Linked DNA regions of Homo sapiens: region 2 is linked to region 1. Evidence: chromatin contacts called from ENCODE Hi-C or POLR2A ChIA-PET data. All regions are on one chromosome and are shown on one strand. The core of a region is the stretch at or near the end of the contact, and the rest is flanking DNA. Distances in the headings are between cores, read along the strand shown.

Region 1 (3,371 bases), core at 351-2,850:
ATAAATGTCAGGTCATATCTAGGGCCTAGGGATACAGCGGTGAATAAAATATGCAAAATATCTCTAGATTCATGGTATCTTAGTCCAACAGGGCTTCTATAACAAAATATTATAAACTGAATGGTTTATAAACAACAGAAATGATTTCTCACAGTTCTAGAGGCTGGAAAGTCCAAGATCAAAGCTCTGGTAGATTTGGTGTCTAGTGAAAACCCATCTTCTGGTTCACAGACAGTGCTTTCTCCCTGTGACCTCACATGGTAGAAGGGATGAGGGATCTCTGTGGAACCTCTTTTATAAGGCCTTTAATCACATTCATCAGAGTTCTGCCCTCATGACCTAATTACCTCCAAAAGGCCCCACTCCCAAATGCCATCGCATTGAGAAAGGAATTTTGGGAGAATATGAAAATTTATAGCACATGGAAATCACATTCAACTGGCTAATTTATCCCTTATCCTGGAATTTTTAAGATAAAGTTTCAGTCAAAAGGGTCATTATAAAAGCGGGGGGGGGGGGTGCCTCTAGATTTTTTTTTCAAAAAGGCAATACAACTCCTTTTAAAATCCTCCATCCCAGCCAGGTGCAGTGGCTCATGCCTGTAATCCCAGCACTTCAGGAGGCCAAGGATCACCTGAGGTCAGGAGTTCGAGACCAGCCCGGCCAACATGGCAAAACCCCTTCTCTACTAAAAATAGAAAAATTAGCCATGCATTGTGGTACACGCCTGTAATCTCAGCTACTCGGGAGGCTGAGGCAGGAGAATCACGTGAACCTGGGAGGTGGAAGTTGCAGTTAGCCGAGATCATGCCACTGTACTCCAGCCTGGGCGAGAGAGGGAGACTCTGTCTCAAAACAAAACAAAAAAAATCCTCCATCCCACTGACACACACGATCATCAAAGGCAAAGGAAGGCCATGCAGGTGATAGCTATGCTGTGGTCTGTTCAATGCCAACTGATAAAAATCACCTCCTCACAGTTGATTTGCTCACCTGGGGTCTTCAATAATCTGCAGTGGCAAAATTAAGATTCCACAGGGACTTTTCAACCTGTTCCTTTTATAAGAATGCCACAAAACATTTATTTTAGACCAGAAAACTTGATTTCCACAATTCCATTCTACTTTAGGAGCTGGGATTAAGGTCTATATGAGACTATCATTCTCGACTGCCCTTGCTATCAGCCAAACTCTGCAACAATGAAGACATAAACTAAATTATCATATGACTTACCATGTTAGCTTCCTTGTCCAAAAAACAAATCATCCTAGCAAAACATGCTTCATGCCAAGCCTCCAAAACCTAAATAGAATGTGGCCCATTGGTAATCACAAGTGAGTGAATAGAAATTGTTCACATGAATGTGTGTGCATGTGTGCACACGTGCACACACACACACTCTCTCTCTCTCTCACTCTGTCTCTCTTTTATTCATTCACTCAAGCACACACGAAGAGTTCCTAAGTCACAGGATTAAATCACCAGCAGGAGTTATTGCAGCTGAACTAAAAATGAATCGCTTACAACCTGAGGCTGCCCTTCTAGCCACTGAAGTTTCTCTCCCATTAGAGTTGACAATGGCAGGCTGTCAAGTGAATACCTCACGGCCTCCTCCTGCTGTCACAGGCCTCACACTGTAGCTTTACAAAGATAAAATAAAAACCACATGCCAGTCAGCCCTTCTTAAACTAGTTCTGTGCAACATCTGTCAAGGGCCCTCCCAGGCCAGTTCCTGCCAGGAAATTACTACTGCCCAAGGAATGGCCAACAGTTCAAACATAGCCCCTCACTGGGTCTCTTAGTAATTATTTTTCTCATTTCCATGGCTCTTCAAATTTGGAAAATACTTTATGTTCATTTTAATTACATGATTTAGGGTACTTTAATCCTCAGAAAAACCTTGCCAAGTAAATCTGCACTGCTACTCTAGATTTATAGATGGGAAAACTGAGAGGCTTACTCAAGACCACACAGCACTTTGCATCTGTGACTAACGATTTAGCTCTTGGGTGGATAGAGTCTTGTAATAGTATCTATTTGCTATCAGAGATGTCATCAGAGGTGTTAACTGTGAATGTCTTCTTCTTCTCCGCCCGCCCCCACACCCCATTCCCAGCGTTCTGTTAACATAGTAAATGCTTGTGAGAAACTTAATGAGTTATGGCAACCAGGGCTAAGCTCAAGACAGTTGCCAAATCCACTCACAGGTTCAATTGAATGTAGAGCTGACCTCTCCAGATAATTATAACAGGACATGGAATGAATTCCCCTCCAAGGCTTTCCAAGGGGAAAACTAAAGGCCCCTAGACTCTCACCTTTGTACCCCATTCAACCTTACTAATCTTAAGAGGCGGTTGGAAAGACCCAGTAAGAGTGGGCTATAGTATTTCACTCCTCTCTAGAGTGCTTCTCTGTCACCTCACCCCCCAACACCTCCTACATACTCATTAAGTGCAGTGGTGGGTGGGAGAGTTGGAGGGCTCCCAGAAAACTGCTCACTGAGGCTGGGAGAGACTGCAGGCTCCATGGGCTGAATGTCATTGAACTACATCCAGGGACAGTTCATGAGAGAAAATGACAGATGTCCTCTGGAATCTGGGTGCCTATGAACACAGAGCTTGGGTTCTGCTTCTCACTGAAGAGTTGGTTGGAACCAGTGTGCAAAAGTAGAGTGCAGAGGGTGTGCAGCAGGCTACCCTTTGCATAACGATGTGAGTTGCCCAGGATCTGAGTGCACACTGCAAAGGGTAACCCAGCCTTGAGACATCGTGTGTGACCCGGCCTAAAAGGGCTGACTCAATAACAGGTTGTGGGGTCAACCTCCAGGAGCAGGAGCTCAGGATAAATTCAAAGAAGGGTAAAGCAGAGACATCCCAAGTGAGAGGCCTCCAAAGATGCAGAAGTGTAGCTCAGGAGAGAGAAGACATATGTAAGCATGTCACATCTGGAAAGCATCAAGGGCCAAGAGAAAGATGGCACCCAGATAAGCAAGGGATTTTTGCCCTTTTCCTTCTAGTTATCCACTTCCACTACTTCTGTGATCCTGGTGATATGGTTTGACTCTGTGTTCTCACCCAAATCTCATCTCAAATTGTACCTGGTGGGAGGTGACTGGATCGTGGGGGCAGTTTTCCCATGCTGTTCTCTTGATAGTGAGGGAGTTCTCATGAGATCTGATACTTCAAAAGTGGCAGTTTCCCCTGTGTGCTCTCTCCCTCTCCTGCCACCATGTGAAGAATGTCCTTGCTTCCCTTTTACCTTCTGCCATGATTGTAAGTTTCCTGAGGCCTCTCTAGCCAGGCAGAACTATGAGTCAATTAAACCTCTTTTGTTTATGAATCACCCAGCCACAGGTAGTATCTTTACAGCAG
Region 2 (3,371 bases), core at 294-2,793, 93 kb before region 1:
ACATTAAATACAAAAAGAGACCTGTTCAGCTAGTGCAAACACTTGGTCATTAGCATTTTCCTTTTTAAAGCGAAAAGAGGAAAAAAAAAAAAGCCTGCCTCTGTTAAATAATAATGATATTCACAGAACGACAGACACTGAAATTCCAAAGTTCACCATCTCGCCAGCTTTACTCACCCCTAGCCATCTTGCTCCTTTATTGGCAGCCTGTTGAATCTGGACTCTTTTGAGGGTGACATGGTAAACAGCTCCTTCCTCTACCTCTTCACCCCAGTCCTGAATCGAGCTCTGCCAGGGACGGGATAAAGAGAAAGAAAAAGAGTATTTTTTTCCTCTCTGCTAACCACAATCTATCCCAGCTGCCTTGCTGCTTACAACAGCACTCAGGGCACAAGATGGGCTGTTCAAAATAAATATTACAATCCGCAATACAAGACACATTTTGATAGAGGGAATGCTGAGATTTTCTTGGCTTGCAGTCCCTTCCTGTGGTATCAGGATCCCCTGACTTTTCCATTTAGTTATTTCTCCTAGACTTGCTCACATATCTTAAATAGTTTTGTTTTGAAGTCTTTCTTTTTCTTTACAAAGAAACTAGATTAGTCCTGATTAACTTGTCCCCCTTAAGTGAAAGGAAAAATAATTCTTTGTAAAAAAAAAAAAAAAAAAAAAAAAAAAAAAAAAAAAAAAAGAAAAGAAAAGAAAAAGAAAAAGAAAAAAAGAAAAGAATAAGTCTGTACTTTTTAGAGTGGCTCGGTCATTGAAGAAACCAGATTTTAAACTCAGACACAAACAAGTGTTTAAAACGCCAAGAGTCCTCACTCCTTTGGAAGTGAAGTGGTTTGCTTGTCTTTTCTCCTCATTGTTTTGGAGCCCACAAAGTTAGCGGGGGTGGAAAGTTTTTATTTCCGTAAAATAATCTGGCAAGTGCAGAAAAAGCAACACATCATCAGGCAGCTTCTACTAAAATCTGTGCAGCGACCCCCTGGATTTCCATGTCCCCAGCTAAACCTGAGGTTTGTGTTAAAGAGCCGCTGGGACGCAGAAGCGCTCCGCGGTTCACCCACACTAACAGTTCTTTTTCCTTCAAAGTTCTCCCCTCCTGACATGCATCTGCCCCAGACACACCACAGGCAATTGCTGAGAAAGTAGGTACGGTTGAAAGGGAGAAGACACGCAGAGAGAGAGGAATACAAAGCGGAGTGAGAGAGCTTTAGCTCACAAGTATGGAATCGGATTGCTCCGTTCACTCCGAGGGAGTCCAAAACACGCCCAGCGAAAGCGGGAGAAGATTCCCCACCAGAGAAGCCTCGGGAGAAGGCAGAGAGCTCTCGTTACCATTTTAGCTTGCCAAAGCAATTTCATTCTCAGTTTTCTCTCCGGTGCGCGAACGCTGCATGATGCGCCCTGCTCGGAGGCCAACGCAATGTCTGCTGGGCTCAGCCCCGCGGCGCCTCGCCCCGGTCCCGGTCCCGAGCGACCGCAGCGCACAGACACGCGCCGCGCTGCCCCCGCCGCCGCCGGTGCGCGCGACTCGGGCCACAAAGGGAGCGCGGCGAGCGAGCGAGCAAGCGAGGAGCAGACTCCTCCCCACGCCACTCCGTGATGTAAGGCTTTCCTGTTTGTGCTTGTGAGCACACTCTCCCTTTCTTCAGTCCCATGGATAAAGTCAGCATGAAAGCGTTTCTCCAGTTCTGAAGGTGATTGGGAAACAACACTTTCAAGTTTATCAGGTTTTCCTGACGGTCACCAGGTGCCAAAATAGAACTGAGTGTGGGATGGAGGATTTGTGTGTGTCTTCTTCCTTCGCTAAAACAATGGAAGGAGAAAGTCCAAAAAACTTCCATTATCTGCCTATTATCTATTTTGATTTTAGAATAATTAAGTCAGAATGACCCCAGTGAGAGCCGCAATACTAGACGCCAGGAAGTTTTTCATTAGGACAGAGGATAAGGTCAGAGGACACCCGGGTATTCCAAAACCATGCCCAGGGGCTATACCCTCTCCTGCATCAGCACACTGCCAACAGGAAATCGCGCTGGGCTTTTCACCACCCCAATTACCCAGTAACTGGCCATTGGGGGTGGGAAGGGAACAAAGCAGGGTAAGGTTTTGCTAGGACTGACAGTGTCCTGGAGGTTCTGTGAGTCTTTGTGAGTAGCCACCATGGGTTGAGTTGCCTGTACTGTAGGGACACAGTAGGATCATAGCCACAGGGAAAAGTTCTTCATCAGATGACTACCAGCAGGAGTTTTATCATAATGGAAAGATCTGCTATAGGGATAAAAGATTATTACATTTTTTTAGATCCAGTTTTAACAAGTCAACAGCAAGAGATACCAGATAATGCAGTCAAACTTGACACCTGCCAGAATTCCATGCAAATTGCAAATACCTTTAGGGCTCATGTCTTTCATACTATTCACCCTAAATGAATTTAATCACCTTCAAATAAAAAAAAAAATAGGTCTCCCACTAATTGCCATACTATGACATAAGCCTGGGTTTTGGTTAATGGTAAATATATCATGAGCTGACAATTTAGCAAATCAAGTGTACTGATGTTCCCAGGAGAGCAGAATAAATGACAGCAAGGGCACATTAAGCAAAAACAAAAGGATCTGTGGACACTTGAGAACATCTACAAGTCATTCAGCCAGGTTATCCCCATACAACCAGAACCTAAGGGCACCATCACTGTATAGAGAGGAGATGCCCTTTTAGCAAGCTGAAGTGGTTGTTCTATAATTTAAAAAACAAACGAACGAAAAACACATAGACTAAATCCTTCTATGATGATCAGGGCAGAATGTTGCTGGGAACCAGAGGAAAATCATGTGAAGGCCCTACCTCCCTGCTTGTTAAGCCATCCTCAGGAACCCAGGCCCACCTCTAGAGGACCTATTAGGTGATCTTGGACACCACGAAATGCAACTGAGGACAGTTAAACAACCTGTAAGATTAACTTCACCACTACTTTAACCTGATTTTTGGCTACACATTTGGCAGTAACTGAAATATTTCCATTTCAGGGATATTAAGCAGTTTCTTCAACCTCACTCTCCCAGGAAACCTTCCTGGACAGGGCGGCTTAAATTCACAAGGCCCCACTCAGGTTTCAGAGCTACTCACCTTTCTCTGTACTCCAATTCCCTGGCTGGCCACCTAGTGTGTAAAGGGAAAAGAACTAGCTTCAAGCCAAGTGGATACAGCTTCACATCCAGCCTTGCAGTGAGTGAACCTGAATGCTACTACCCTGAGCCTTAATTTCCTCATCTGCAAAATGGGACAACCATCTACCTGAAAGAGTTTGAAAGAGATCAAATGAAATAATGCATGCAAATCATCAAGCACATGGTAAGTGATCCAAA

Evidence for each region. A loop is a pair of places that touch in the nucleus more often than their neighbours do. ChIA-PET counts read pairs that join two places held with the same protein, here RNA polymerase II (POLR2A). Pooled maps may share reads with other maps.
Region 2: a map of endothelial cell of umbilical vein shows a loop between it and region 1 (7-fold over the local background). The contact joins the promoter of RGL1 here to the enhancer-like site in region 1. A Hi-C loop is called at or near these places in 1 of 168 maps with a recorded cell type or tissue (endothelial cell of umbilical vein) and 2 of 50 pooled maps. POLR2A ChIA-PET finds 5 or more read pairs at or near these places in 2 of 52 experiments (Panc1 and WTC11).

Annotation. Positions count from the first base shown.
Region 1 is chr1:183,710,525-183,713,895 of GRCh38, reverse strand. It overlaps a transcript of RGL1 not described here. Among named protein-coding and RNA genes, the nearest start is that of APOBEC4, 59 kb to the right of the region's middle. Within about 2 kb of position 1,600, at least 3 of the 41 ENCODE cell types and tissues checked have a DNase peak (open chromatin) inside an H3K27ac peak, as active enhancers do.
Region 2 is chr1:183,803,292-183,806,662 of GRCh38, reverse strand. It overlaps RGL1 (ral guanine nucleotide dissociation stimulator like 1), which reads right to left and starts at 1,543. Exons shown (of 18, transcript NM_001297671.3): 1 at 1,339-1,543; 2 at 178-288. The coding sequence starts at 1,365.